Linked DNA regions of Homo sapiens: all the other regions are linked to region 1. Evidence: chromatin contacts called from ENCODE Hi-C or POLR2A ChIA-PET data. All regions are on one chromosome and are shown on one strand. Each heading gives the region's core, a stretch centred on a gene start or an enhancer-like site at or near the end of the contact. The rest is flanking DNA. Distances are from core to core; before and after follow the strand shown. Region 1 holds the start of LINC-PINT (long intergenic non-protein coding RNA, p53 induced transcript). Region 2 holds the start of ATP6V1F (ATPase H+ transporting V1 subunit F). Region 3 holds the start of TNPO3 (transportin 3).

Region 1 (3,255 bases), core at 228-2,727:
CAGAAATCAAATTAGGAAAACAAGATATGTGGGTGTGAGGCAATCGATAATAATCCAGGATGCTACAACATAAGCAAGAATGCCTTTAACCCGATGCCATTCATTTTAATAACACCCTGAGCAGTTTGATTTCCACGGAACACGCTGGTGATTAGAGAGCAGCAGGAGCTTGGGTTCCCTAGCAACAGCATGTGCTTTTGAGACAGTCATTAGCCTTTCAGTTAATCCCATCAACCCCTTACCTCTAAATGTATGACTGACATAAAAAAAATGATGTTTTAGAAAGTGCTTTGAAATTTCCAGGAGTGCAATGGAAGGGAATAATCATAATTAAAAAGTTGTCTGGAGAACTACACTCCAGTGAAGGAAGTAATGTTCCTACGTGCCAAGCCTGTCCGTATATTTCCCTGCTCTCAGTTGTAGGTTTCTGAATCCCCTGTGGCAAAGGGCAAGGGAGGTGAAATTGTTCAGAGTTTCAGGCAGTCTTCTCACCTAAAGTGAGTAGTATTGCAATGTCTCTTGGAATCATGGCTCTGAAGATGAGGAGAGAAGCGGGATGGGCAGTTTGTGTGGTGAGGAGGCTGGCTGCAGGTAGGCTGGGAGGGAATGTCACACATAGTTTTCTTTCTCCTTTAAGCCGAATGAGGTATGCTGGTCAAAGGAACTTGGGGAAGGAGGATGGTGAGGGGAATGAAGTTCTTCTTCCTATTGATTGTTTTGTTGCACCAGAGGCTGTTTGTCCAAGGCCACTGGCCAAGAGCATTATTTTCGTGGCTAAAGTGAGGTTGGGCAGGTTTCCCATCCCTTTCACTAGTTTTGAACAAGACAACCCAGAAAGCGCAGCAAGGCTCTGGGAATATGATGTGGGTTGGCTTTTCCTACTCAGCTGCACCTTAAAGCGCCAGGCCGATGGGCTGATACTTCTCAAACCCTGAATCATTGCCTCCAGCTCTGTCCTGGGTTCAGGATGCACCACTCCACCCTCTGTGTAGCTTGGGGTCAACTTCGGGGCGTCACTCCAATAGTAATTATTGCTGCGTTTGGCTGGACATCCTTATTACGGCCTGGGTCCCTCTCAGCTGGAAACTGGGCTCCTTCAGTTTGGCTGGGGTGACTTCTAGCACTTCCCGCCGCCCCACCTTACCCCCCTGCGCGCTCCCTTCCCAAGGCGACCACCTGCACCGCCCCACTTACCATCTGCCCCGCGGGGAGGGCCCCCCGGGCTAGCGGAGCCCTCCCTGCTCCCGGGCGGCTCTGGAGGAGCTCGGTGTTTGCCTCTAGCCCTTCGCTACCGGAGGATCAGGTTCCTCCCCTCCTCCCCCTCCAGCTCCGGCCGCCGCCGCCGCCGCCGCCGCCTCCTTCTTGCATGACACAGCAGAACCGCAGCTGCTGCAGCAATTTCAAGCCATCCGCCCAGGAAGCGCCGCAACCGGGACTCGGGAGGGGTGGAGGGGGCGAGGCAGAGGCCGCGGCCCCAGGGGATCCTTGGCCCCACTGTGCACCACACACTCCTTTCCCAGCCCAGGGGCACGCGAACAAAATGAGGCTCAAGCTGACCAGGCCGAGCCGGAGGAACGCTGGGGCTTGGCAGCAGAAGGGATGGGACCAGAGAGAAGGGTGTGGAGGAGACCCCAGTGAGGGCCAGGACATTTCAGGTAAAGAGAGGTAAGAAGAGGCCCAGAAGTCAAGGGCCAGACTGTGAAGGTGATTAGAGGTCAAAAGAGGTAAGGAGGTAGAGTTGCAAAGAAGAGAGGCCGAGCTGGGAAGGGCGTGGGGGTGGGGGTAGCTGCAGGGGAGGGTGGGGGGTACAGTCTTTGGGGAGGCCCGAGCTGAGCCCCCAGGCAGAAAAGGGGCTGAGTTGGGAGGCAAGGGAGGTAGGAGGAAAGGGATGAAAAGAATTAGGCATGAGATAGGAAGGTAAAACTTGGGAGAGATATTATAGAATTAGAAGGGTTGGAATGGAGCTCATTCATCATGGCTGATGAAGTAAACTGATGAGGTGGAGAGAGACAGAGTCAAGGCAAGGCCAAACGAAAAGATCTTCCATCCCACTCTTCAGTTTCTTGCGAAGTTTTTCTTGATTCCGCCAATCCACACAGTTTCCTTTATAAAATGGAAAAGCATGAACTAAAAAACCCAGAAATAGCTATCTGGCTTAGATTTACAGGATAAAATCTCCATGTCTGTAAAAACTTTAAGGCAGAAATTTGGGATTTATGGTACAAACCCTTTAAGGGACTGTGAGTCAGTAATACCCACAGCACTCAACATTGTGAGTTTCCACACATCCCTGGACTTGAGTGAGTCTTTCCAAGTGTTTGTTAATGGTACAAATGATGACAAAATTAGTGGTTCAAAAATATTAAAGTGCACATGCTTTTTGCTTTCTCTATGTATACAGAGATTACATATATGTATACTTTCTAGCGTCTAGCAAGTATGGTATGGCTAGGGATAATTATGTTTTTCTGATTATTTTGTTTCCCATCAAACACCCCACGAATTTTACAGCAGACCGCCTTCTTGTCACCATTTGAAAGAATGTGGTCAGAAAAGTAATGCAAAAACTGCCACTTTGGTTTTGTCTGTACCTTCCAGGTCATATCTCCGTACCTCACTTCCTGACACAAACAAGTTTTCACTGTTGTCAGCAACAAAGCCCTAATATAGCTGCGGAAGAGAAAAACTGCATTGCATTTTGCCTCCTGCAAGCATCATCAACAGTTACTGGAGGAACGTAATTCCAGAAAGCTTGAAAGCCGTGGTGATGGTAATTATGTATCAAATGCCTGGTTCTATTTCTGTTATTATTGTTTTGTCATTTCTGTTTTCCCAGCGATCTGACTGAACTCGCAGAGGGACAAATCCAGTTTTTCTTTTTGACTTTTGTCAAACTAAATCAGGCCTGATAGAAAACTCATTGCTCTCCGGGGAAACAAAGTAGGAGCCACGAAATGTCATTTTAACAGAGCGTGGGTTTGGTGACTGTAGGAAAGGATTTGAGGACGCTCCTTCTGTTCGGCTTCCTATGTCATGAGCACAGGCTCCACGCACGCACAGACACCACGGCTCCCGGATGCTGTGGCTCCCCGATCGGGGCTCCTGCAGCGCCAGAAGCCCCTCCGGGATGCTTCGAGGGGCTCCCGGTGGGTGGAGGTACGGACGCCGCTGCGGCCGCCGCCGCCAGTCCTGCTGCTGTTGTTGCTGCTGCAGTCACGTGGGAGCCCCTTTAAGTTTCCATAGAGAGGCCTCTCT
Region 2 (3,255 bases), core at 499-2,998, 2.2 Mb after region 1:
AAAAAGACACATTAACTTTTAAAAAGAAAACAAATTATTTAAAAATAGGGCTGATGAGACCACTGAAGGCCTCAAGGTCTATCCTGATGAGGGTGGTGGAGGGGTCAGAGGGAAAGTTTGGCATGAACTAAGATCACAAGCTAGGAAGAGGACACCTTGATGAAGGAATCACACTTTCTGCACAAAAAGAACCTGGCCTTGTGCTCCTTCTCTCCTGTGGTCACCCACCCATTCATTTGTTTATTTTATTTTTATTTTTTTGAGACAGGGTCTCCCTCTGTCACCCAGGCTGGAGTGCAGTGGTGGATCTCGGCTCACTGCAGTCTCCACCTCCCAGGTTCAAACAATTCTCCTTCCTCAGCCTCCTGATTTCTTGGGATTACAGGCACCCGCCACCACGCCTGGCTAATTTTTGTATTTTTAGTAGAAATGGGGTTTCACCATATTGGTCAGGCTAGTCTCAAACTCCCGAGCTCAGGTGATCCACCCGCCTCGGCCTCCAAAACTGTTGGGATTACAGGCGTGAGCCACTGCACCCAGACTCATTCGTTTATTTACTGATTAAAAATTACTTACTGAGCACCCACCCCCTGCCAGTCACTGGGTTAGATTTGATCTCTGAGGTCCCTTTTGGTTGGAAACATAAAAAATTCTTGAAGTAAAATTTGTCCTTCTCCCATGATAACTTGGGTCACTTTACCAGACAGCTTAGAGAATGGCAGATAACAGCCTCCCAGGTCAGGGACTACCTAATACACCAGGCAGCAGGAACCAGTCTCAGCCAGCAGCCCTGGGCTGGACTGTTTGGGGGAAACAGGTGAGTGGTTTATTCCTGAGACTTGGTACAGGGGCCCTGGAGAAGGGGTGAGGAATAAAATAGGAGGCTGGTATCCTTAATTCCAGTCACCAGGACCCCTGGTGGATTAAAAGCATGCCTGCACCCACACTCTGACCTAAGGCAGGCAGTGAGGGCTTGAGTGCAAGGTCTTAGCAGAAGGCTCTCACAGTCCCGACATTTCTGCCTACTGTGCTCAAGACTACAAGGAAATTCCGAGGCCGCCTGAGGAGACCTGCCAAGAGTGTGTACCTGGCTTACCGGAGGCAGAAAGGGTTGAGATTGGGTTCAAATTCTAGCTCTGCCTCTGCCGACTCGTAACTTTAGTGTGTGCCTTACCCTCTCCGAGCTTTAGTTTTCTCACCTGTGAGTAGGACAAAAATCATCCCTGCCTTACGGGACGATGGTGAGCCTCTAAAGGAGGAGAAAGCAGAACAAAGTCCAAGCCCACTGTCTAGGCTGTCACGAGCTCTGTTCCCCTTCTTTCATGACACACGATCATGTGAGGTGGGGGGGCTCGTGGACCTGATACAGCTTCTGTCCCACCGAGCCCCAAACGGGGACTTGGGGCGCGGAGGCCTCCGCTCCGGAAGGGCGGAAGGACTTTCAGGATCGTCCCCTCACCCCCGTCCGGGCAGCCTCCAGCCTCGCCCCGCACTCCACCGAGCAGCAGAAGGGCCCGTTCAGGCCTCGCGCGGTACCGTACCGGAAAGTGTCTTCGATCTCATTGATGGTTGTATCCTTCTCCACCACCAGGAAATTGGGATGGCGGTTCTTGTTAAGCTCCCCTATGCCGCCCAGCAGGAAACCAGTCACCGTGTCCTCGTCTCCGATCACTGCGATGAGCTTACCCCTCCCCGCCATCCCTGCAGCCGGGCAGAGCTCACCCTAGAGCACCAGAAGCCACTGAAACCCCGCCTCCGCCGTACGGCGCCCCGTCGGCCTCAACCCCCACCCTTCGAGCATGCGCAGTCCTCCCAGCCGCATTCCGGGACATGCGCATTAACAGCAACACGGCCTCCATGTGAATACGCCTGCGCCGTAAAGACAGGCCCGAACCAGGGGACTACGATTCCCAGAAGACCGCGCGGCACCACGTCCTTCGCGGGCATTCATTCGTTCATTCACTCGTTCCTTGGTTCATTCGTTCAACAAGCGCTTTGGACCTGACGCTGTTAGACGCCGAGACCCCAGAGAAGAGACGCAGTTACTCATCTCAAGGGCAGGGTCTGGGTCTTTATCGTGTATGTATGTGTGTAACTATGACACATAGTTAACAAGTAACACACGTTTGTTCAGTTAAAGGAATGCAAAAGTTAATGATGATACTGCCTAGTGAGGTGGAAAGTCAAGGGAACAGGCGACTACAAAGCTGTGTGTTAATGGTTAGAATGTGAAAAGTATATGGAAGCACACATCCATGGTAACTAACCCATGGAGAGAGGGGGCGTCCAAAGAACCCTTCCCCAAGAAGCTTGCTTCAGATCTAAGCTGAGACCTGAAGGACCTGCAGGATGAAGGGGATAGAAGTGAGGACAAGACGGTGTTCTAGGCAGAGGAACAGCATGTGCAAAGGCGTACTGACTAGAGAGCGTAGGGCCTTCAAGGAAAGTTAAATAATTGGTAAGGCCAGGCATGGTGGCTCACGCCACACCTGTAATCCCAGCACTTTGGGAGGCTGAGGCAGGTGGATCACCTGAGGTCAGGAGTTTGAGACCAGCCTGGCCAACATGGCGAAAACCCGTCTCTACTAAAAACACAAAAAATTAGCCGGGCGTGGTTGTGGGCGCCTGTAGTCCCAGCTACTCGAGAGGCTGAGGCAGGAGAATTGCTTCAACCCGGGAAGCGGAGGTTGCAGTGAGCCGAGATTGTGCCATTGCACTCCAGCCTGGGTGACAGAGCGAGACTCTGTCTCAAAAAAAAAAAAAAAAAAAAAAAAAAAAAATTAGCCAGGCGTGGTGGTGCACACTTATAGTTCCAGGTACTCGAGAAGCTGAGGCAGCAGGGCTTACTCAGGAGTTCAAGGTTACAGTGAGCTATGATCACGGCACTGCACTTAAACCTGAGCAGCAGAGCGAGACCCTGTCTAAAAAAAAAAAAAAAGGATCTGCAGGCTGGGCGCGGTGGCTCACGCCTGTAATCCCAGCACTTTGGGAGGCTGAGGCGGGTAGATCACCTGAAGTCAGGAGTTTGAGACCAGTCTGGCCAACATGGTGAAATCCCATCTCCACTAAAAATACAAAAAAAATTAGCCCAGTGAGGTGGTGTGTGCCTGTAGTCCCAGCTACTCGGGAGGCTGAGGCAGGACAATTGCTTGAACCCGGGCAAGGGAGGTTGCAGTGAGCTGAGATGGCGCCACTGCACTCCAGCCTAGGTGACAGAGTGAGACTCTGTCTAAAAAAAAAAAAAAAAAAAAAAAA
Region 3 (3,255 bases), core at 312-2,811, 2.1 Mb after region 1:
GGTTGCCTTGGTCACAGAGCCTCCATAAATGATACCAGTGCTCTGAGCCACTGCATCAGAGATGTTGGACTTAAGCCATCCTCGGAGCTTCTTGTGTACCTCCTGGGCCTGTTGGGGTGTTGCAGTCTTGCCAGTACCAGTGGCCCACACGGGATCATAGGCCAAGATGACCTTGCTCCAGTCCTTCACATTATCTGCGATGACCTTTGTCTGCTCAAAAACAACCTTCTCAGTGATGCCAGCTTCCCTTTCATCTAGCTTCTCCCCAATGCAGGCGATTACTCCGAGTCTCTCTGCCAGAGCATGGGCCACTTTTCTGCCCAATCAGCTCATCTGACTCCCCAAAGACACGCCTTCTGAGTGCCCCAGGACCACACCACCCACGTGACTCCTAAGTCTTTGACCATGCCAGGGCTGATCTCCCCAGTAAAGGCCCCATTAGTCACTTTGTAGCAGTTCTGCGGAGCCACAGCAATCTTGGGAGCTAGCTTCTGCCGGGCCAACTCGTTATACGCAGTGGCGAGAGCACAAATCACCTTGGTGTCGGCAGGCACAGTGGCCGCGTTCTGAGTGCCGATGAGCTCCCCCAGACATTTCTTCCGCCCGTTCATCTTCCAGTTCCTCCCCACGAAGAACTTCCTGGAGGGCGCCATGGCGCTGGAGCTGAGGCGCTGTAGGTCAGTGTCAGCGCCTAAAACGGGTTTTATTAATACTTGGCAAGGTTGTTAGGCGGATTAAATGAGATCTTGTAACTACAGTGTTTTACACATTGTGATCATTTATCAAATAGCAGTTATTTACTAGTGCAAAGGACTAGCAGCAATGTTAATATCAATATACTGTTACCTTTTGTCCCTAATTTCTCCATAGTACAGTTTCCAATATTTCTGTTTTCTTTTGTGAATTGTTAGACCACTGGTATTGGATTCGGACAGAAAGGCATTCACAAAAATACAGTTCAATGTGAGAATAACCCTAAAGATGTATGCAAAATGCTCTGGAGTTAGAGCACCAGGAGCTGTAAGCAGAATGAAGACCTCTTTTGGGCTTAAGAACTAAGTAAAGGGGAGCTGAACAAAGATTCTAGGCATTTTGGATTTATCTCAATGTGGCACATATTTCAGGTTTGTAAAATAGTTCAGTTGACTACGTGTCTGTCTCCTCCACTAGAGCCAGCGTAGGTACCATGTCTTAAGTCATCTTTGGATCTCCAGTACTGTGGCCACTCTAGGGAGAGTTGAATTGACGCGCCTTGATCACCAGGGCAGAAAAGGATTCTCTGGAGAGGGATGGGGCAGTCGGAAGGGGTAGGAAAAACCTGGATCCGTTTCCAAGGAGCTGAAGGCAGCTCAGATATGGGGCACATCTCGGCGCTAATGTCCCAAGCTGCTAGCGAGGAACAGAGAGAACACCGGCTCTTCTTCCCGGCTCCTGGCCCGGCAGGGTTACTTCCGGGAGGGGGCGGGGAGACAAGAGGAGGCGTGCCGGGAAGGAGGCCGTTTGTAGTGTACCAGGCGGAAGTGTGCCAAAGGTATCGGTGCTGTCGCTTCCGGTCCGGGTAAACGAACCTTAGGTACACTGGTGTGTGGCCTCCCAAGATAGGCTTCTGAGGGCAAGTCAGCGACTGAAGACGGGAGCGCCAGAATCTGTGGACTCAAGAGTCTAGAATCAAGTGGAAAAACCGGAAAAAAGGCCAGGAACCTGAATACGACCTAATAGCTGTTTCCGAGGGGGCAACTTCCACGGAGAGCCTTCTGCCCTGGTAACGGCCAAAGAGGAGGAGATGGCGCCAGTCAGGGAGCGGCCGTGGCCCAGACAGTGAGGAAGCGCGAAGGCGGAGCAACCGAGGAATCCTCCGGAGAAGAATCAGAGCCGTCGCTACCGCCACTACCGCCACCACCATGGAAGGAGCAAAGCCGACATTGCAGCTCGTGTACCAGGCAGTGCAGGCGCTTTACCACGACCCAGATCCCAGCGGAAAGGAGCGCGCCTCTTTTTGGCTTGGGGAGCTGCAGCGTTCGGTGAGGGGCCCAGAGAGGCAGTTCTGTGCCGCACGGCCGGGGCGGGGTGGAACCTAGGCTCCGGGGGAGAACCTGAGCCCGGCAGTTGACCTCGTGAGGTCCTCCTTGGGGAGGAGCTGCTGTCGTGGGGTGGGGCTGCGAAGCTACATCTTTGCCGCTTTTGGGAAACTAGTCGCACCTGATCGGTCGCGAACTGGCCCTTTCCCCACCCGGCAGAATCTGATTTGTAGGTCTTATACTCTTCGATTGTGGCATCAATCTAATCTTGTTTAAGTTCTCCCTTTGCCGTTGCTTCTTGGGCCGTGCTTTTCCGTTTTGTCTTCCTCCCACCAAATCCAACCCCAGTGTTTCTCCACCTTCCGCTTAAGAAGGCTTTATTCGTCTCCCCTCCGTGTCCAAGACTTGCATCTGGCATTTTGCTCCCAGTCGTAGCCTTATGCCTCACTCTTTTTGCCTATTTTCACTCCAGTTTGAGTCTGTTCTTCTCGAAACTTCTCAGGTTTCTAGATTCTTACTCATGCGAGTTTTCCCCTTGCTTTGGAGTGGCAACATAATATGAAGAAAAAACAGTAATTCTGCTTTCAGAAAATCTTTGGAGTTCTCATTTTGTTTCATATTAATCCTCTAACCTTGTTATTTCTCTGGCTTTTAGATTTTTATTTATAAGATGGGTATCACTGCTGCTTTGATTATTCCATATAAAACTGTGTGTGCATCCGGTGAGATATTTAATTGTAGCTTATATCTGTTGTATTTCTGCATTCTTTGATTCATGTTTTATGCTTCCTGCCCTAATTTTCACACCTTTGCTGTGCTTCATTTCTGTGTAAATGTGTATTCTTGGTTATCTGGCTGACTTAGGTTCTAATGTAGGATGTACTTTAAAAATTAAGTACTTTGAAAACTAAAGAGGCTTTTTTTACAGGCTGACAAAATACTCACCTTTACCTTTATTTTTGCATTTTATACTCACAACCATATTTTTTTTGGCCCCCTTCCCTTTATTTTAACTCATAACTGATACTTAAAGGTGCTCTGCCTTATTAAATCAGCTCCTAGGCTGCAAGTGCATAATATTTAAAAATTTGCAACTTTGACTTTTTAAAAATCTGGTCTTGGTATGGAGCAACTTTGCCTTTTTTTTTTTTTTTTTTTTGAGACAGAGTCTCGCTTTGTCGCCCAGGCTGGAGTGCAGTGGTCCCATCTCAGCTCACTGCAACCTCCTCCTCCCGGG

What was found. Hi-C counts contacts between places; a loop is a spot of excess contacts on that map. ChIA-PET counts read pairs that join two places held with the same protein, here RNA polymerase II (POLR2A). Pooled maps may share reads with other maps.
Region 2: a map of ascending aorta shows a loop between it and region 1 (5-fold over the local background). The contact joins the promoter of ATP6V1F here to the promoter of LINC-PINT in region 1. A Hi-C loop is called at or near these places in 1 of 168 maps with a recorded cell type or tissue (ascending aorta) and 4 of 50 pooled maps. POLR2A ChIA-PET finds 5 or more read pairs at or near these places in 1 of 52 experiments (activated naive CD4-positive, alpha-beta T cell).
Region 3: a pooled map shows a loop between it and region 1 (6-fold over the local background). The contact joins the promoter of TNPO3 here to the promoter of LINC-PINT in region 1. A Hi-C loop is called at or near these places in 1 of 37 single-sample maps with no recorded cell type and 6 of 50 pooled maps. POLR2A ChIA-PET finds 5 or more read pairs at or near these places in 1 of 52 experiments (activated B cell).

What each region holds. Positions count from the first base shown.
Region 1 is chr7:131,108,147-131,111,401 of GRCh38, reverse strand. LINC-PINT (long intergenic non-protein coding RNA, p53 induced transcript) reads left to right here and starts at 1,477. Exons shown (of 8, transcript NR_170176.1): 1 at 1,477-1,665; 2 at 2,599-3,255. It also overlaps a transcript of MKLN1 not described here. RefSeq lists enhancers at 1-230, 2,625-3,255 and silencers at 1,122-1,271, 1,352-1,401.
Region 2 is chr7:128,861,349-128,864,603 of GRCh38, reverse strand. ATP6V1F (ATPase H+ transporting V1 subunit F) reads right to left here and starts at 1,748. Exons shown (of 2, transcript NM_004231.4): 1 at 1,542-1,748. The coding sequence starts at 1,699. FLNC-AS1 (FLNC antisense RNA 1) reads left to right here and starts at 1,978. Exons shown (of 4, transcript NR_149055.1): 1 at 1,978-2,079. RefSeq lists enhancers at 1,455-1,944, 2,025-2,134.
Region 3 is chr7:129,053,417-129,056,671 of GRCh38, reverse strand. TNPO3 (transportin 3) reads left to right here and starts at 1,561. Exons shown (of 23, transcript NM_012470.4): 1 at 1,561-2,021. The coding sequence starts at 1,902. It also overlaps the pseudogene TPI1P2. RefSeq lists a silencer at 423-717 and enhancers at 423-717, 1,529-2,028.